Linked DNA regions of Mus musculus: region 2 is linked to region 1. The links are chromatin loops, found by intact Hi-C in ENCODE. Cell type or tissue: left cerebral cortex. All regions are shown on one strand. Each heading gives the region's core, and the rest is flanking DNA. Links, peaks and the distances in the headings are about the cores only. Region 1 holds the start of Purb (purine rich element binding protein B). Region 2 holds the start of Ppia (peptidylprolyl isomerase A).

What was found. Peaks named below come from ENCODE experiments on the same cell type or tissue, not always from the same donor. Only the 100,000 strongest peaks of a DNase experiment are listed, where the experiment ranks them.
Region 2: it touches region 1 in a loop (7-fold over the local background); 1 of 42 quality-filtered maps calls a loop at or near these places.

Annotation. Positions count from the first base shown.
Region 1 is chr11:6,471,505-6,482,096 of GRCm38, reverse strand. Purb (purine rich element binding protein B) reads left to right here and starts at 6,021. Exons shown (of 1, transcript NM_011221.3): 1 at 6,021-10,592. The coding sequence starts at 6,211. The coding sequence ends at 7,185. In left cerebral cortex, for the core only: CTCF peaks have their summits at 5,241 (motif pointing left), 5,932 and 7,077; DNase peaks (open chromatin) are centred at 5,956, 6,603 and 6,849; H3K4me3 peaks cover 2,607 bases; H3K27ac peaks cover 1,588 bases.
Region 2 is chr11:6,411,149-6,421,740 of GRCm38, reverse strand. Ppia (peptidylprolyl isomerase A) reads right to left here and starts at 5,874. Exons shown (of 5, transcript NM_008907.2): 1 at 5,762-5,874; 2 at 3,610-3,640; 3 at 3,427-3,515; 4 at 2,456-2,628; 5 at 1,924-2,263. The coding sequence starts at 5,830. The coding sequence ends at 2,131. In left cerebral cortex, for the core only: a CTCF peak has its summit at 5,254; DNase peaks (open chromatin) are centred at 5,081, 5,514, 5,980, 7,003 and 1 more place; H3K4me3 peaks cover 2,967 bases; H3K27ac peaks cover 2,560 bases.

The DNA.
Region 1 (10,592 bases), core at 4,098-8,097:
CAAGCAGAAGGGCAGACGGAGTAACCAGGCAGGGGCCTGATTCAAAGCCAACAGGCCTTCTGGAAGGTTCAGGGGAGACAGAATCTCCAGGAAATGGGGGTTGCCAGTGGACAAGGGGAGGACTGGGCCTCTCCGGGTGAGTGAGGAGCCAGAGCAGATGGGCTGTTGGCCGGCTCTGCAGAAGACCCACAAGTGACCTATAGTGTGCCTGGAAAGGGCAAACCTGTTCCCCACAACAGCTGGGATGAGACTCCTAACTGGAGGCTTTGTGGACACAACAGCTGGCTTCAGCCGAGGCTGGCTGGCAGCTGGGAGTCTACGTGGAGGCTCTGTAGAGTCAGCTGTTGGCAGAAGCCCATGAGAGAAGAGGGTGTCCCATCAGGGCTGTGTGTGCACCCTTCCCCTCACCTCCCACACCTGTCTCTTCCCATCTAACAGTCTCTCTGACTGTCGCATGCCAAGATCTTTCATCCCATTTGAAGTTTCAGCTTTTTTTTTTCTTCAACAAATATGTATCCAAGAAGGATAAAAGTGTATCTGGGTTTCATTTATATGTTCTCAAAACTCAACATTAGCTAAAAAAATAACAATTTTCTTTCTAGGAGTCAGATTTATGGAGGAAGCTGAGTAAGTTCCATGAATAACATCAACAACAGACAGTGGTCTTGACTGCGGATAAGCCAGACCTACCCATAAGGAGCCATATGGCTACCGAGCCATAGCGTTCTCCGGTAGCTTTGTGAGAGGCACATGAGCATCTTCATCTGTGGGTGAGGAGTAGGAGTGATCTACAGAGTGAAGAAAGTCACTCGGTGCTAGGCGCTGGGAAGTCGGGTTGTGGAAAGGCTCTGGGTCACAGCACGTGCATCCTGGGCACTGGAGGCAGCTGTGCTTCATGTGGTATCCCAGCCTTTCAAGTGTGACAGAAGCCTCATGACAAGAGGTGCCACAGCTGACTGCTAAGCCCAGAGGCTGAGAAACTATGCTTCCTAAAACCCAGTGCTCATGCGAGGAATTCATTTTCCACCTCACAGAAAACAAGTATAAATAGTGGCACAACTACTGCACAGAGGGTGAGGCAGTAACTATGGACTGTGAATACGGTTCACAAACTTGCCTTCAGTCACAGGAATCCAAGATCGCCATGGAGCCCTGAACAGTACATTTGGCCCACAATTGTGAAGCTAGCAGTGTCTGCAGCACGGGAGGCCTGGCCTGGGACGTGGGCTGCCCTGCCCTCCTGGCAGTACATGCACAGGTTACTTTGGAAGCCTTCACTGCTTTCCCCTGATCTGCTTTTATCGAAAATGGGAAAGGGCAAAAAAAGACCAGGGAATTGCAGCTTACAAGCAGCTCAGAGCACAGGGCCTTGGAGTTAAACATGATTCCACTTTAGATACAGTCACAAACCATTTTGTGGGGCCCCACATCCTCCTGCCAGCCCCTGCCCTGACGACACTGACCTGTAACCATCTCTTCCCCCTCCTTCTAGCTTTAGGGCACAGGCTGGCTGGCACATGGGCAACCTTGAATGCACTGTGGGAAGTTGGAAGGGTCAGGGCAGCAAATGGTTCCAGAGTGTGGCCAAAAGCGCCTTTAAACCCAGAGTAGAGTGATCTATCTACAGGATAACCAGCTTTCAGACTTCAAAGTGCTGCTGATGTGAATAACAGAGCCCAGAGCCGGCCAGCCACAGAGTAAGGAGAGCAGACTCCGTGACCTGAATCCGGTAGGGTTCTGCATGCTGCAGAGGGTGCAGTCTGGACACTTGGCACAGTCTTCTTGGGTCTGCAGATGGGCTAACGGCAGGCGTGGCTGAGCTAATTTCTTGGGTTTGATCACGGTGCTCCAGTTAGCTAAAATTGTCCTTATTCTGGTAAACAGACACAGAAATGTTGCAGTGAATGGGAATACTAGCTTACCTCCAAACAGCTCAGAAGGAAATCTAAACACAAAGAAAGACAGAGGCAAGGAAAAATACAGACATGGAGAAATGGAAAGGAACAGGCATAGAAAGATGGAGAGCAAGATAGCGATGAGAGAAAGACCAGACATGTTACTTACTATTCCTTCCGGTGGATTTGTGTGAAGGCTACTACTCTTACAGCTAGTGTGCTACAATGTGTGCTATATGTGTGTGCATGAGTGGACGTGGGTGTGTTATCCATGCCTGCAGACATGGAGGCCAGAGGTGGGTATTGGAACGTTTTCCATCATTACTTTCTATTTTATTTCTGAGAGTCTCTTGTCACATGAGAGTTCACTTGTTCTGCTAAATTGGCCAGCCAAAGAGCCCCCAGGCTGCTCCTGCGTCTGACCTAAGTACTTAGGTTAAAGGGTTAGACCACCACACCTAGTGTTATGCGATGGCCAGGGACCAAGACTATACAGACACTTTACCATATTCAGGCCATTGCAAGTATTATTTATTTAAATTTCAAGTTTAAAAGGAAAAATGGGGTGAGGAGGAGGCCAAGACTGTGCACTCCCTATAATATATGGTCTCTTCCTCTCTTTCCTGGCCCAGCTCCTGCCAAAGTGTGGCTCTTTCAAAACTACCCATCCATGGCTCTTTCTTTTGGCCCACCACCTCAGCCTCCCACTCTGCTTCCCAGAGTCCAGCCTCCACTTCAGAGTGTATGTATCCAAAACACCTACTTCTGTCTCCTCGGCCTCCTCCCTGGATGTCAAGGGCTGCTCTGCAGGCTTCTATCCAGATTCCTCTCACCACCCCTCAGTGCCAGCCAAGTTAGCATGTGGCCTCGGGGCAGGCTGCTTCAAGGTCTACCTGGTCCACCTGAAGCCCCAGTGCTGTTTCTTCTCTCCTAGTTTTCAAGAAGGCAGCAGATACTTCTCATTTTCTACCCCATCCCTTTCCCAAATGTCCATGTCCTGTGATTGCTCCAGGCTTCACATGAGATTATGGGTGAGTCTCCATGTTCCTCCCTTCTTCAACCTTCATGCTACTCAGGTCTCTCTAGAGCATTTGTTCTCAACCTGTGGGACTTGGTCCCTTGTGTGTGTGTGAGGGTGTCAAAGCAACCCTCTTACAGGGGTTGTGTATCAGATATCCTGCACATCAGATATTACAGCTCATACCAAAATTAGTTATGAAATAACAAAAAATAATTTTATGGTTGTGTGTCTCCGAATATAAGAAACTGTATTCAAGGGTCACAGCGTTCGGGAGATTGGAAACCACTGCTCTAGAGCCCAAGGCCTGTGCCCTTTGACCATTCCCTTCCTTTCCTGCCCTGTCCATGTGGCTCCTCCACCCACACTTCCTGCCCACGTTTACTGCTGAGTGCTTTGACATCTGCCTTCCATGTCCCCCCCAACCCCGTTACAGTGTGCAATAGGGCTAAGGAAACCGTATTTAGAATAGGAGGATTTGAGCAGTGTGTCCTGTGGTGCAGTCTGATGGGGGAAGTTCATGTGTAACTCAGTATTAACGTCACAGGACCTCCAGTCATCCAGGCATCACCTTTGCTCTCGTCCCATGTTGTTCACCTGTCCCTTGCTTTATGTGATTGCTCCCACCCCCAAGGAAAGTGGTGTCCAGCTTTCCTGTCTGCTGGCAGTTTCTAAGCCTCATCTTTATCACCCAGCCCAATACTAGACTGACCATTGTTACATTTGCCCAGGAGTATCCAGCCAGCATCTCAAACGGTCAACAGATCTATTTCACATACCCTCAATTTGCTGAAAGGCAAGACTTTAAGTCCACCAAGAAGAAAGAAACTGAAGAAAATAACTGATATTCAAAAAAACACAGTAAAGTCCCACTTTTCATTGGTTCCATGTTCTCAGGGATGAGGGTGGGGGAGTATCTAACACCTGCAACATCTGAGGTTTTGTGAAGTCTAAGTTTGGTGCTGGGTTATTAAAGAGCCCAAGCCCCTGACCAGGCTTATCTGCTAGCATTATTCTCATTCTCTGATCACCAGAGCCCTCAGCTCCAATTACCACCTACTTTTTTTTTTCCCTCTTGTCTCCATATAGTTGTAATATTCTGACCCAAAGACCACAGTCTCCCCACTCCCCAACCAGCACTGCCCAGCCACTAAGAGTCTGAAAATGTGGGCCTGTTTTACAACATAGTCACTGCTTATAATCAAGAGTTTGTGCTGGGTCTCACTGTAGACCACCCACACTCTCCTTTGCCCTGGGTCACTTTCTTGAAGTACAAAACTAGGGAGCTGGTGAGATGGCTCAGTGGATAAGAGCATTGACTGCCCTTCCAAAGTCCTGAGTTCAAATCCCCAGTAAACACATGGTGGCTCACAACCACCTGTAATGAGACCTGATGCCCTCTTCTGGTGTGTCTGAAGACAGCTACAGAGTACTTACATATAATAAATAAATAAATCTTTTAAAAAAAAGTACAAAACTAGAAAATGACTCCTGTTTATACAGTTTATGGTGGCCCCTGTCCACTGAATCAAGGATCTCTCCTAGCCACCAGAGAACAGCTGCGCCCAGTTCCACTGTTCACAGACCCTAGGCCCCAGCCAAACTGCACAACTCACCATCTGGAGACATATGTTCCTCTGCCCAAAATAACCTACCCTATCTCCACCTGTTAACATCTATCCTCCAAGGATTACCCAATACATAGTACTGGGACAATGGGTTAGTCATTTGAAGGAAATTCCTTAGATTCTTTACTTCATCCCAGACATCATGATATATTTCAGATAAACATAGTCCTATACTTAAAAATCAAACCATAAAACCACTCAAAAATATGTCCTTACTAAAAAATTACAAGAGAAGACTCTAGGCTTAGATGCAAATGAAATTTCAGCGGAAACAAAATAACAAAGCTGGCCCATCAGGCAGAATACAGGCTAGAGGGGCGGTTAACTGCTCATCACACAAGCATTAAGACACAAGCTTGAAAACCTAGCAGCTGCATAAAAGAGCAGGGTGCAGCAGGGGGTGGGGGTGGGGGATCCCTAGGGCTCACTGACAGCCAGTTTAGATCAATTCAGTGAGCTCTAAGTTCAGCCAGAGACCCACTCACAAAAAATACGGTGGAGAGTAACACAAACACTCTATTTCCGGCCTCCACATACACGTACATGTATAGCCACACAGAAACAAATTTAAAACACTTTAGGGCTGGAGAGATGGCTCAGTGGGTAAGAGCACCCGACTGAAGGTCCAGAGTTCAAATCCCAGCAACCACATGGTGGCTCACAACCATCCGTAACAAGATCTGACTCCCTCTTCTGGTGTGTCTGAAGACAGCTTCAGTGTACTTACATATAATAATAAATAAATCTTTAAAAAAAAAAAAACAACACTTTAGAGGAACCTGGTTAACGAATATTAAACTGATGCAAGAACTCAAGTTTAAGCCAATATAGCTTAGTGAGATCCTATCATTAAAAACACCCAATTGTAAAAAAAAAAAAAACCCAAAAGTTATTTGTGTGAACTCCATTCAGGGAGTTTATAAAATAAGATGGTATTCTGGTTTCTTTGTTTTAGAAACACGGGCTTATTTACTGAAGGATTGCTAGATCCAATCGTTAGGAGTCCGACTTAATCAGTGTACTCGTCCCTGAGGATTAATAATCTAGTAGCATTAGTGAGAAGTAGGATCTCACTGGAGAAAACAGGTTACTGGGGTATGCTCTGGAAAGATCCCTAGCCCCTGGCCCTTTCCTGTCTCTCTGCTTTCCCAGGCGCCAGGAGGTGATTGGCTCCACTGTTGAATAATTCATGTGCTTCTCGGCAAAACGTTCTGCCTTCCCACAGCCCCAAAGCAACAGAGTCATCTAGTCACACACTAAACCCTCTGAAACCGGGAGCGTCAGTAAAGCATCAAGAAAGAGGACCCCAAAACCAGCGGACAGAAACATAGGCTCGCCCGGGGTAGCCGCAGAACGCCTTGCCGGCGCGGCCAGCGACGTCACCTCTGCGCCCCGCCGGCGTGGTGTGTGTGGGTCTTCCGGCCGGGAGGCGGCGGCGGGCGGGGCGGAGTGACGTCACGGGAGGCGCGCGCCGGAAGCGGGCCGTGCCGCACGGAAGCCGCGGGGGCGGGGCGCGGAGGCGATGGGGGGCGGCGGCGACCGGCGATGAGCGGCGGGCGCGCGTGAGGAGCCGGCGGGCGAGGCTGGGGGGCCCCGGAGCGCGAGCCGCAGGGCGGAGGGCGGGGGCGCGAGCGCAGCGGGCGGCGGCGGCGAGGCGGCGGCCGAGAAGATGGCGGACGGCGACAGCGGCAGCGAGCGCGGCGGTGGCGGCGGCGGCGGCGGCGGGCCCGGCGGCTTCCAGCCCGCGCCCCGCGGCGGCGGCGGCGGCGGTGGCGGGCCGGGCGGCGAGCAGGAGACGCAGGAGCTGGCCTCGAAGCGGCTGGACATCCAGAACAAGCGCTTCTACCTGGACGTGAAGCAGAACGCCAAGGGCCGCTTCCTCAAGATCGCCGAGGTGGGCGCGGGCGGCTCCAAGAGCCGCCTCACGCTGTCGATGGCGGTGGCCGCCGAGTTCCGCGACTCGCTGGGCGACTTCATCGAGCACTACGCGCAGCTGGGTCCCAGCAGCCCCGAGCAGCTGGCGGCGGGCGCCGAGGAGGGCGGCGGGCCGCGCCGCGCGCTCAAGAGCGAGTTCCTGGTGCGCGAGAACCGCAAGTACTACCTGGACCTCAAGGAGAACCAGCGCGGCCGCTTCCTGCGCATCCGCCAGACGGTGAACCGCGGCGGCGGCGGCTTCGGCGGGGGGCCCGGGCCCGGCGGCCTGCAGAGCGGCCAGACCATCGCGCTGCCCGCGCAGGGCCTCATCGAGTTCCGCGACGCGCTCGCCAAGCTCATCGACGACTACGGGGGCGACGAGGACGAGCTGGCCGGCGGCCCGGGAGGCGGCGCCGGCGGCCCCGGGGGCGGCCTGTACGGAGAGCTCCCGGAGGGCACCTCCATCACCGTGGACTCGAAGCGCTTCTTCTTCGACGTCGGCTGCAACAAGTACGGGGTGTTCCTGCGAGTGAGCGAGGTGAAGCCGTCCTACCGCAATGCCATCACCGTGCCCTTCAAGGCCTGGGGCAAGTTTGGAGGCGCCTTCTGTCGGTATGCAGATGAAATGAAAGAGATCCAGGAGCGACAGAGGGATAAGCTTTACGAGCGACGCGGCGGGGGCAGCGGTGGCGGCGACGAGTCGGAGGGTGAGGAAGTGGATGAGGATTGAAGCAGGCAGCTTCCCGTACCGGCCTCCCCCAACCCCACCACCATCCCCTTGGCTAGAGAGCGCCCTTTCCTTCTCGTCCCCAGTGAGCTAGTGGAGAGGGATCAGGGGAGGCCGCAGACGAAGAAAACAAAAAAAAAAATAAAATAATATAGTTAAGAGAAATAACCATAAGAAAACAGTCACAGACAATTAGAGAAAAGCAGTTAAGTTCCAAGGAACTGCCAGCAACCTGCAAAGAGGAGCAGCATCTCCTCACCTGCGCAAGAGTCTCAGCTTCTGTTGTTTAAAACCGAGGTTCGGAAATTCATCAGGAAAACACTGGAAGGGATAGATAGATCTTCGAGCGTCTGGGACCAAAACCACACCTGGGTTACCCAGACTCATGCATTGGGAATAGCTGAATTTGTGTTCTTCCTGGGTAATCTGGTCTTAGGATCCCTCCAGGCCTCACTACTATCAGCATCTATCCCTTCACCTCCATCGAAATCAGCATTTTGGATCTAGGTCTTAGTGGAATCTTTGAGAAGAAAGAGGCCTTTTGCAGTTACCCAGTTCTGAGGGTACAGGTTTATGAAAAGGAATGCAACTTTACACAATCATGGACAGGGCAAGAGAAGAATTCAAGAAGCCATTGGAGAATTCGAAAATTAGATCCATTTAAAAAAAATGGTTTTGCATGGAACCTGGACCAAGGCCCCTGTCTTTTCTTTGCAGAATTGTTTTCCGGGATGCAAATGAATTCAGAGATCAAAGCTTGAACTAGAATCCATTACTAAAATAGTTTAAAAGTTGGCAATTTTTTTTTTCAAAAACAAAAGCATTTTTACAATGGGGATTGCTGAGGTGGGCACAAGAAGTCAGGCATAAAGCACAAAGTGGACTGTTTGAGTGGATTGGTTGCTGCTCATTAAAGTTCTTCCCTTGATCTCTTAAGTATGGAGGTCTTTACCAAGAAATGGCTTAGCATGAGTGGGAGCTGAATCCCAGTGGCTCCACCGTATGAACCAGAGAATTATGGCTAATTCGGCTGTTACAGCCACTGGCTGGCTGCATTTTAAACCTTAAAACTTGACTATCTGCAAAAAAGGAACAGTGTGGCTACAAGCCTGAGCTTTAATGAAATAGACATCCTCACAGAGAAGTTGGAAATAACAGAACTGAAGTCTTAATTTACCTTCAGTTTAATCTGTGGATTTATTGAAATACTGACGATCCTCAGGTCCAGAATTCCAGCATCATTTATTCTTTTAAAATAAATTTTTAAGAACTTGATCCATCTTATTCAGTACCTCACAATCAAAGTTGGCAAATGATGGATGAATGATTCAAGCGTTGCACCCGGTAGAAGCTGAATCCATTTGTGAATGGACTGAAGTGAACGCGAATGCTGACTCTATCCTGGAAGCATTTTTATACCATCTTGAAATTTCAACAAACTGGCACTTGCCGGTTTATCCAGCTGTCTTTCAAGAATAAAAGTTGGGGTTTTCAAGGATCGCCTCTTCTATATTTTAAATGGATTTTCAGTATAAATGATTTTTCTAATCAAGTTAATCCCACCCCATCAAAAGGTATTCCTAGAAATGTCATAGACCTAGGCAACTTTGAATTGAATGGGAGCTAATGTTCTTTCCAAAGTTTTTCAGGTATCTGTGTGACACCTTCTCAAGAACCAGGAGGCAAGTAACCCCACCTCCACTATCTTAGTATTTTTTTTAACTGCATGCCTGCCCTTTATTTGAGCTGCCTTTTTAATTTATTGCATATCCTTTTTATTATCTTATTTTGGTATTATTCAATCTATACAATCTTTTTGTATTTATTCGGAAATAAGTAATATACAAAAAGGTCATTTTTTGTGTCTGTGGCTGAGAGGGAGGGAAATATTTGTGTATATAAAATTAGGCTTTGAAAAAAAAAATAGACTGATTCAGAATATTGTTGATCTTAGACTTAAAAATGGAAGAGCCACAAACATTGGTGCCCTTACAGACTATTTCTCTACTCTCATCATCCACAGTAGAATTTTTAAACAGATTTTTTTAATGCTTTTCTTTTAAATTTTTCTCCGTTGCAAAGAATGTTTCCTAAATTGTATGGGAGCAATAGTATTTTTGATGTTCTAATGACATCCGTATACTTGTACTGTATTTTGTACTACAAGGCAGCTGTTTTCAATAATGTCCTGCTGTATTTACCTATGTGTTTTGAGTGTTTGTTTCTTTGCTGCGGAGAACAAATTCCTACTTTTAGTAAAGGAGCTGAGAAGCTAGCATTAGGTTTGCAGAAACTGTTTACAGTTTCAAACTCTGAGGCAGCAATGAAAATTAAGGTTGCAGCTCTTCATTGATTGCTGTAACGTTTTCATTTTGAAATCATGTACTATTCCTGTGTAGACCAACTTGTTTTCTTGCTTCAGTGGTTCTGTTGCTCAGCTGCAGTGAGCCAGTTCAATTTTGCAAAGGTGCAGTACCTCTCCTTTTCAAGGGGTTGGTTTTTGTTTTTTGTTTTTCTCTTTTCTTTTTATTTGGCTGAATTGCAGTAACTAGCCTTGCCTTTCTATTCTGTAGAAATGACAGGGTCTTCACAATCCTTCACCAGTGGCTACTAAGCTATAATTAGCTGAATAGAAAGAATGTGGAAGTGGTCTGAGGCATATAGAGTATATGCCAAGAACACTACCATATATGGCATCAGCTTTGGTTACCAGAGAAATTTTCTTAGTCATTAGACCATATAACAGTAATATATCATATGTAAATCTTTAGATTTCAATTTGAGAATCCTCCAAAAAAAGGAGCAAAGAATGCATAAGCTATGTGTTGGCAAAAGTAATTTATATTAAAATTTTGACCTGCCTTTGTAAGATTAAGTGGTAAATGTCATAGTGGTGGGTTTTTATGTCTTAACCAATCTCTGAGGTTTATTTCTCCTGCAGGGGATGGTTCATGGCCTCTCTTCCCACTGTAGGAAGATAGCAGAAGGATGGGGGTTAATTGTAGCATTTCACTGACCCTCATCCAGGGACTAGGGACAATAGAAATCTGCAAACATGGAGAGTCAGTCATAAATACTAGCTTTTTGAAGGCATTGTTGGTCTTTGTTGATTTCTGTCAGAAAATGGCATTGTACAAATTATGGGAAGCAACCAACTTTTCTGTTCTGTTTTTGAAGTGCTACTATGAACGATTCAGAGTGGTATTTTTTTTTTCTTTTAAATTTGGCAGATAGCCCAGCTAATGAAAAATAGTCACATTCCTGAGAAGTTGGAGCTAAAACTCCAAATTATTGTTGAAATACTTGTTTCTACTGTATGTAGAAATGTATTTTTAAGAAAATCAAAGAGGAAAAAAAAATCTATGCAGAGACCCTACTACTTTGTGGTTTCTATTGTCCCTACACATCAT
Region 2 (10,592 bases), core at 3,300-7,299, 60 kb after region 1:
CTGGAGAGATGGCTCAGTGGTTAAGAGCACTGACTGCTCTTCCAGAGGTCCTGAGTTCAATTCCCAGCAACATGGTGGCTCACAACCATCCATAATGAGATCTGACCTCTTCTGGAGTGTCTGAAGACAGATACAGTGTACTTCCATATATAATAAATAAATCTTTAAAAAAAAAAACAACAACAACAACAACAACAACAAAAAAAAGGCCTTTACCACCTTGTCTGGTTTGAGGCTCAGGAAGTTATTTTGTTTCTGATTAGTTTTTAGATTGTATCAAGTACGAGACTAAGTATCCCTGGCCGTTATAGGTATATAGGAGTCATTGTTAAATGTTTTGTTAACAGGATTTATCTGCTTAATAAGCCTGGCTGGCCTTGAACTCAAGAGATTTTGCTTTCTCCTCAGTGCTGAGATTAAAGGTATGCACCACCTGACCACCACCACCCAGCTTACTTTTTTTTGGCCTGCATGTATGTGACTTTTAAAAAAAGGGGCGGGGGTGCTGAGAACAGTGGTTGTGTATTGCTCTTGCAGAGGACCCAAGTTGGGTTCCCAAACAAGCATATCAGGTGGCTCACAACCAACTCCAGCTCTAAAGGGACCCAACTTTGGCCTCTTCTGGCCTCACAGGCATTCATTCACAGGTGCCTGTGCTCTCATACACAGGAAAGACAAGGGAATAACACTTCTGCTTTCTATTGCTGTGAACACCATGACTGGGGGAAGAAATTCCATGCAGGAGCTTCAAGTAGAAATCATGAACCCCGCTGGCTTCCTGTTTGCTCCCATGCCTTGCTCACCTGGCCTGGGCTGTATACCTTCCCCAGGAGGGTTGACACCAGCAGCACTGGGCTGAACCTCCTACATCAATTATGGAAATGCTGCAGACTTGCCACAGGCCAATCTGATCAAGAGGCAATTCCTCTATTGAGAATTCCTCTCCTGGGTCTATGGAAGTTTGTAAAAATCTGACAAAAATTGACATGCTAGTGATTATGGAGTTGTTGAAGGGATGTTTTAACATTCTAACCCTAGTTAGATGTAACTTTAAGACATTTTAAGAACAATGGAATGTACCTGAAATATTGGAGCTGGCAAGATGACTCAGTGGGTCACCAACCTTGAGGTCAAATCCTGGTAAACAAATTCTGAGTCATCCTAGTATCTCCACTCATATCCCCATCCCCCACAGAATACAAACTAAAAAGCATCTTAGGAGCTAGTCGGCTCAGTCAGCACTTGCAAAGGCTGAGCTCAGGTCTCAATGCCCATCAAGTGGCTTCCAGCCATCTTTAGCTTCATACTGTGAAGCTACCAGCTCCCATTGACAACACATCCCAAAACATACAGCCAAGATTAACTTGAGTGCTTCACCTTCATGTATCCATGCTTGTGCACCAAAAGAGGGCATTGGATGCCCTGGATCTTAAATTACTAGTAAGCAGCCATGTGGTTCTGGAAAAGCACTATGTGCTGTTCAGCACAAATTCATCTGCAGCCCAAACTAAAGCTTAACTTCATTGGCCAGATGTCCATTTGGGACCACAGGATAAATGTATCTTTACCAGGTAAGCTATCATTGAGTTTCAGATTTGATTCTCCCAGAAGTGGCAGGAGGATCTGAAGTTTGAGTAGACTGGAGGACAACCTGAATCCTTGAAACCTATGTGTAGATAGATAGGTTTATCCTGTGGCCCATGTGGCAGTCCCCACAAACACTTAAAATTACAGGAATCCCTACATACTACTCCGGGTCTCAGGAAAGCTCCTTATCCCTTCCCCCTCAAAGATAATCAGTGGCAGTTAAGACCTAGGTTAGTGAAGAGGAAAACCTTACAGAATACTGCTGCTAAAGTCAGCCAAGTAACCTAGCCAGTTAGTTGCTTAGAGACCTATACCACTCCAATACAAACAAGGACAAACAGTTCTTATTTAGTTTTTATTCATAATCATAAACTTAACTTTGCAATCCAGCTAGACTTGAAGGGGAATGAGGAAAATATGGAACCCAAAGAACTTCAGTGAGAGCAGAGATTACAGGACATTGCGAGCAGATGGGGTAGGGACGCTCTCCTGAGCTACAGAAGGAATGGTTTGATGGGTAAAATGCCCGCAAGTCAAAAGAAATTAGAGCTGTCCACAGTCGGAAATGGTGATCTTCTTGCTGGTCTTGCCATTCCTGGACCCAAAACGCTCCATGGCTTCCACAATGTTCATGCCTTCTTTCACCTTCCCAAAGACCACATGCTTGCCATCCAGCCTGTAGAAGAATGATAACCACCATCAGCAACCAGGGGTAGATCAAACACTAAAGATAAAAATGGCTACCGACACAGCACTCTTACTGGCTCAATTTCCACTATCTTGAGAGGGAATGAAAGGAACACTGAAGCAAGAACCCCAGCAGGGGGCTTTGCACTCTTGTCAACAGATCCCATTCACTGTTTCTTACCATTCAGTCTTGGCAGTGCAGATAAAAAACTGGGAACCGTTTGTGTTTGGTCCAGCATTTGCCATGGACAAGATGCCAGGACCTGTATGCTTTAGGATGAAGTTCTCATCCTCAAATTTCTCTCCGTAGATGGACCTGCCGCCAGTGCCATTATGGCGTGTAAAGTCACCACCCTGTAAAAATCAGATAGTAATGTCACTTTGACAATGTAACTGAAAAGTCTGCAAAGTCAGTTTTTATGCCATTTCAAATTTTCTTGCTGTGTATATACATATGGCACAGTATATCTGCACTGCTCTCCAACTTTTTCACCCACCTTTTCTTTAGCCTGGGGCTCAAAGCTTTAGCTAGGCTGGTTGACATGATAGCATGTGCTGCCGCACCCAGCTTTTTATAGGAGCTCTAGGACTCAGGTCCTCAGTTTTGGGATCCCTATGTAGCAGGCACTTCATAAGACTCACACCCAACCCAAGATAGCGGTTTTTTAGAAGGTTGGTACGTTAACACATTTGAAATCCCAGCACACAGGAAGAGGCAAGTGGATAAGGAGTTTAAGGCCAACCTGCATGACATAATACTGCAAAGAACAGAGCCTGTGCTGGGGACAGTCATCCGCCTCAGAAGAACTCACATGTATTGCTATGTACACACACAAGAAAAAACAGGCAACTGGAAAGAAATGGTGTAATACTAGCTCAAGTACAACTAAAACATGCTGGCTCAATAAAAGGAGCTAAAAAATAAAAAATTTCAGGGCTGGTGAGATGGCTCAGCGGTTAAGAGCGCTGACTGCTCTTCCAAAGGTCCTGAGTTCAAATCCCAGAAACCACATGGTAGCTCACAACCATCCGTAACAAAATCTGATGCTCTCTTCTGAAGAAAGCTACAGTGTACTTACATATAATCAATCAATCAATAAATATTTTAAAAATAAATAAATAAACAAACAAAAATTTCAATTTAATAAATACCTGGCACATGAATCCTGGAATAATTCTGTGAAAGGAGGAACCCTTATAGCCAAATCCTTTCTCTCCAGTGCTCAGAGCTCGAAAGTTTTCTGTTAAAAAAACAAAAAACATGTATACACATATACTTATTCTTTTTTATAGTTTTACCCACAAAACTTGTTAAAACTAGAAAATGAAACCAACCTGCTGTCTTTGGAACTTTGTCTGCAAACAGCTGTAACAAAGAAATGAACAGCTAGTTAATATATAGGTGAACAGTCTCATGCTTAATGTCTTTAGCTTTAGGGACTTGTGAGTCAAATTCATTCTCAGAACACCACTTTGGTAATAACGTTCAATTCCTAGTAAGAAATCACACCTATCAGCTTTAAGATTCTACAGGGTTGAGAACCAAAAAATATGAAGGAAATCTGGAACTAGTCATTACTTAAAATAGTGACAGACTCCTTAAGCATGACTCAAGAGCTTTTAATACATCACACCTACTTCTGAATAGACTTGAGGCTTCTCAAAAGCATACCATCACTCCTAACTTCATGTTGAAACCTAAAATCAAATTCTCAAAGCACTGTCACACAATGCATGATTAGGCAAATAAACTGTTAGTTTCTGGCAATGAAAATGCTACCACCTTCAACCTGTCAGCATAGCTTTAAGCATCAGGTGAGTGGCTCCTAACCTAATTGTAGAGGACTGTAGAGGATTCCAACACTTCAATATCTACATGCCCTTTCATAGCTAGTTGAAAACCACAACTCATCAGTTGCAGCATCTACACTTCTCTTGGAGGAATACATTTATGGTTTAAGTAGTTAAATATGTGACTCCTTTGGACTGTTTTTTTTTTCTCACAGCTTAACAGCTTTCCAAGTCCACATTTTTTTTCATCAAATTATGACTTCAAAGCCTTTCTTGGCAGCTCCACCTCTATTTTCACCTATGGGCTCATCTCATTCCCATTAAGCTCTGGTTAACCTGATACTATCCTACCCAGGCTAAGCTTAGGCCAAGTTTCCACAAGAGTCCTTGTCAATTATCAGCTCTTGACTAGATACATGCTGGGTGAGGGCTAATTAGAACCTAGTGCTCTTTTTATGTGCCTACCTACTATGTGTACCCAGCACTGTGGCAGGCGGGCAATCGGGAGATCTAGCTTTTGAGTTAAAAACTCACCAATGATAGCTTCTGGAGTTTAACAGTACAGACACTAAGTAACATATTCCACTATGGCCTAAGGGCTAGTACTGAGGCTAACAATAATATTTAATTTTGGGGTTTTTTGTTTTTTTCGAGACAGGGTTTCTCTGTATAGCCCTGGCTGTCCTGGAACTCACACTGTAGACCAGCGTGGCCTCGAACTCAGAAATCCGCCTGCCTCTGCCTCCCGGGTGCTGGGATTAAAGGCGTGCGCCACCACGCCCGGCTGAATATTTAATTTTGTAAAAGAAAAACGCCAATTGTTTAGGGTACTCTAATTACTAACTGATCTTTAAGCAGCCACTTAACCTCCAGAACTAATTAAGTAGGTAACTACTGGCAATCCACTTTGGTCAATGCAAACTGCAGCGTGGCCAGTCATAACATGCCTGTCTCACTGAGGGTAATAGGGAGGGGTTCAGAGCGCCTCCCCCGCTGCGCCATCACTGCGACAGGAGGCGGTCCTTGGGCACCAGCAAAAGCCAAGCCTTTCTCGTTTCCGCTCGGGGGTGGGGGACGCGGAGGGGTATTTTGAGCCTCCCTAACCAAATGTGGCTACTTCGGACCAAATGGCCAAAGGTTCAATTCACACTCAAGTCTGCTATAAAACGATTATTTTATATTCTTCGTAGGAACCACTAGGTTTAGGAAACCACTAGGTTTAACCGGGCTAACGAGCACGTCCGGGCTCTCCGAGCCTTCGCCCCTGAGACCTTAGGCAGGGTCCCTGCTCAGATCCGAGTAAAAGGCTGTGGGGCTCCGGAAAGCAGGCTGGGAAGAGGCCCGCGGGGCTGCAGCGCCGCAGCGGAGCAGGGCGGGGCCCAACGGCTGGGAGAAGGGAGAGGCGCGGAGCACGTGCGCCCGGCCTCGCGGGGCCCCACAGGACGCAGCCACGTGCGCCTGCGGGGAGGCCGGGACGGGCGGGGACGGCCCCCTCCCCCAACGGCCGCGCCCCGCCCGGCTTTGTCCGCAGCCCGCCCAGCCTCCCCGCGCCTCGCCAGCCTCCCAAAATGGCCCCTCGTCAGGAAATGGCGCCGCCACCCGCGCTCGCTCCACCGGAGGGTCGGGCCGCGCCCGAGAGAGCCTCCCCCTCCACAGCTCCCGGGACCCCACCCTGGAGCACCACTGCCCACCCGACCTCGAAGGAGACGCGGCCCAAGGGCTCGTCATCGGCCGTGATGTCGAAGAACACGGTGGGGTTGACCATGGCTGCAGCAAGCGGCGAAAAGCGACAGTGGCGTCTGCAAAGCGGCACGAGCCTCGCCGCGGCTTCCTTTATACCCGGTTCGGGCCCCGCCCACCACCGAGTCGCGCGCCCGGACCTGGATCAATCACAACTGCTTTCCAAACGGAGTGACGGCGCGACAGGCCTATGGGCGGGCGCGGGCGCGGGTGGGGCGGGGCGCGAGGCGCGCGTGCGCTGTAGCGCGCAGAGGCAGGTTCCCGCCCGCGGGCTCCTACTAGATGGTTGCGGCGCGGTCGGTGGGGGAAGAGTCCGAGGGCAGTTAGGGAGGGTGGCCACGCAATCTGGCTGTCCTTAGGAACGCGTCGGGGCCCCTGGTCTTCCCCAGTGGTACCGCGTATCTTCCCATTGCACAGAGCAAGTAACTGAGGCAAACATGGTCCTCAAGGTCGAGCGGCCCTTCAAGGTCGGGCGGGGTCCTGAGGCGCTGCCCTCTCTGCGGAAACTCGAACAGGCAGGCATCCCTGGGCCTAGATCCAGGACCCACACCGTCATTGTGCAATGGCAACCGCTTCCTGATAGGTCCCTGTGAGCGCCTCCGTTTTCTTAAACTCTGGGGAACGGGCACAAGCAGCCCCCTCATTTTAAAGATTATGAAATACTTTTTAAATGTCCTACTTTCCAAATATATCTTGTGTTTTCTCCAGGAGGAAGCTATTTAAACACGATCCTGGTCAGAGTCTACCTGTAATTTTTTTCTCCCCGACCCCCAATACCCCAAGGTCTTCTCATTTCCTCATGTGGCCTAAGGCGTGCTCTCAAAGGCTTCACACGCCTGTAAATCCCACCTCTAGGTAGATGGAGACAGGAGGATAGTGAGTTCCATACAGCCTGAGCTGTAAGTGTGAGGCCCTGCCTCATAAACAAAGCCTGAGTATGGGAAAGTCGGTGCTGTGGAAGACCCTTCACCATAGCGTCTGCTGGAGTTGGCTCCCGAGCTGTAAGGCCTTTAGACACAGAACCTCAGGAATGTGGGTCTGGCCATGCCTTATTTGGATGAATCAGACCAAAAGCACATTAGGTTGAACTACAAAGAGTTTTGATTTGCCAAACTGGAAAATTCTGTACCAGTGTGCTTTGTGCATATAGCATCATGTAAACCTGCTTTTCTCAAAACTGTTAAGTGCTTGCAGGACAAGCTCAAGGACCTACCTGCGTTTGGATCCCCAGCACCTATGTAAAAGCCAGGCCATTGGGAGGAGTCTGTAAGTCCAGGCCTGGAGGCAATGGAGACTGACTGGTTAGACAGTCTAGGCAAGACTGAGTCAGTATAGTGGATAAGGTAGAGACAGGGATGGGGAGAAGGCCCCATGGTTAAGAGCACTTGCCTTTATTTTTAACTAACTGATTGTTTTGGTTATAGTTTGCATTTTAGGAGTTCTTTGCATATTCTGGGTTTAATTTCTTACCTGACATATAATTTGCTGATATGTTCTGCTGTCCCTCCGTTGAGCCAGCAAGATGGCTTAGCAGGTAAAAGTGCTTGCAATACAGGGCCCAGGAACTGGGGAAAAGGCCAGATGAAGTGGCTCACATCTGTGATGCCAGCACTCTAAAGGTTGGGAATCAGAGGAGACCGACAGAAGTCACAAGAGAGACCTTGCCTCAAAGCAAGATGAATACCAGAGAGACCTCAGAGGGGACAAGATGACTCGAATACGGCCTCTGGCACTCACATGGTAGAAAGAGAGGACAGACTCCCACAAGTAGTCCTTTGACCTCCACATGCACACACGCACGCACACACACACACACACACACACACACTAAATGTTAAAAAAAAATCCAACTTGCAAAAAAGTCTTTAAGTTGTACATGTGCCCACACTCACACACATACACACAAGTAAATAAATGTAAATACATGGGGCTGGAGAGATGGCTCAGCAATTAAGAGCACTGACTGGCTCTTCCGAAGGTCCCGAGTTCAAATCCCGGCAACCACATGGTGGCTCACAACCGTCCATAATGAGATCTGATGCTCTCTTCTGGGGTGTCTGAAGACAGCTACAATGTACTTACATATAATAAATAAATAAATCCTTTTTTAATGTAAATACATAAGTAAATAAATGTGAACGCACACAAACGAATAAATCTGTGGACTAGGATTGCAGATATGAGCCAGCATACCCAGTTTATCCAATGCTAAGACTAGAACCCAGGACTCCAGGCAAGCTAGACAGTCTTCTGACTGAGCAACATCCCCAGGCCCCCAAACAAGGCACTAGTAGCAAGACCCTGGATCACAGGAGACACCACCAAAACAGGCTCCCAACAATTCAGAAGGAGTCTAATTTCTCCATGTCTTGAGCAATACTCATTGTCTCTTGAAAGCATATGGAAGTCGGAGTGTACAGCTCGGTTGTTCAGTACTTGCTTAGCCTGGAAAGGGAAGAACCTGAGCCACACCCAGCCGGGCACACCCGCCAGGCACACCCAGCCAGGCACACTCAGCCGGGCACACCCAGCCGGGCACACCCGCCAGGCACACCCAGCCAGGCACACCCAGCCGGGCACACCCAGCCGGGCACACCCGCCAGGCACACCCAGCCAGGCACACCCGCCAGGCACACCCGCCAGGCACACCCAGCCAGGCACACCCAGCCAGGCACACCCAGCCAGGCACACCCAGCCGGGCACACCCGCCAGGCACACCCAGCCAGGCAAACCCGCCAGGCACACCCAGCCGGGCACACCCGCCAGGCACACCCAGCCAGGCACACCCAGCCAGGCACACCCAGCCAGGCACACCCGCCAGGCACACCCAGCCGGGCACACCCGCCAGGCAGAGGAGTGAGTACTACTGGGAACTGGCACAGGCTCATGTAAGCCTCCGACAGGGGATTTGAGCCTTTCCCAAGAGCATAGGCACTAGGGCTTATGTGTTATGAGAGCAAGGGTACCTGGGAGAACTGCCCTGGGATTCCCCCAGGGGCTACACTGACTGCTCCAAATCAGCCATTACCATGAAGAGGGGAGAAGGGCAAGCCAGAGAGATGTCAACCTTAAATAAGGGAAAGCTGGATTTCATGGCCTAGTCCAGATGTCTGTCCATGCAGACTGGATGGACTTGACCCCACACATGAACAGCCTGCCAGATGAAACAGTACACAGTTCTCCAGACAGAGCTCCTTGTTAGTCTCTAGTCTCTACTTTTTGGACTGGAAGAGGGCAGGTCTTGCTGTATAGTGGCTGGATTAGATTTCACTATGTAGCCAAGACTGGCCTTCAGATGATGGTCATCATCCTTCTGAGCATCCTGGGATTACAGGTAAGTGCTACCACCTCTTCCCAAGAGATCTTAGCCGGTTTCTAATGGACAACAGCTAACCAACATAGCATCAGAGCTTGCTCCCGGGGAGTTCCTGCCACAAATACATTCCAGGTGGAGCCGGTCTCACTCCCAACCTCAGGACTGGGTAGCTCTGCCATGTAACATAATGATATTTTCTTCAAGAAATCGGGGTCTTAAACCGGGCGTGGTGGCGCACGCCTTTAATCCCAGCATTTGGGAGGCAGAAGCAGGTGGATTTCTGAGTTCGAGGCCAGCCTGGTCTACAGAGTGAGTTCCAGGATAGCCAGGGCTACACAGAGAAACCCTGTCTCAAAAAACAAAACACAACAACAACAAATCGGGGTCTTCCCTGGAACATCTGCTTAAATACTAGGAAAGAGATGCCCTCTCTTCTGGAGTAGTGCTTGGGACATAATGCATTCACAAAGCATCGAGTAGGCTGGCTCCAGCCCTGGGCAGCACCATTTCAGAAGTTTGAGCTCAGTCCTCCGGAAGCTGGGTTTTTTTTGTTTGGTTGGTTTTGTTTTGCCTGTCTTTTTGTTTGATTTCAGCTTCTTATTTCACCAGGACAAACTATAGAGGTCTCTTGTTCAAACACCTTGAGAATTTTCAGGACTGTGACAGCAAAGCATTTATTTGTTCCTGGCCCTTCCAAGGGCACGTCGCCTCTGGCTGTGTGGCTTGCAATACTGCTTAGGCCCCTAGGGGGCAGCACTCAAGCATAGCACTCTTCCCTGTTTTTTGGGATCTTGTCCTCCAAAAACAGCCCTGATGTAGCTGCCTGCGTTCCCCCCTCCCCCGCCCCTCCTCACCGTGTTTGAGGCTTGTAACCTCTAGATTCTGTCCATTTATCCACATTACTCAGCTGATTCCAGAAGAAATATTGGGGGTAGACCTGGAACCTCACCTCTTCCAGAGGGCACAGCTGTGCTGATCATGGCTAAAAGTTATGTTGCCAACGTACAAGGGTTGACAGGAGGCAAATTTCATACCGACTATTCTGGGATGACCAGAACTAAAATACACATATCGTTCTTCCTTTCTTTCCTTTTTCCTTTCCCCCCCTGAGACAGGGATTCCCTGTGTTTCCCTGGCCATCCTGGAACTCGCTCTATAGACTAGGCCAGCCTGCCTCTGTCTCCCAAGTGCTGGGATCAAAGGCATGGATCACAACATCCAACCAAATGTCCTTTTTCCAAGTGAGGTTTCTCTACCTGTTACAATCAATAGAACCAACTCTAGCTAAATGGATCAATGGATTTATGGAAAGCTTGCTAATAACTCATGATGCATTGGAAGAAAAAAAAGGCCGGGCGGTGGTGGCGCACGCCTTTAATCCCAGCATTTGGGAGGCAGAGGCAGGCGGATTTCTGAGTTTGAGGCCAGCCTGATCTACAGAGTTAGTTCCAGGATAGCCAGGGCTACAGAG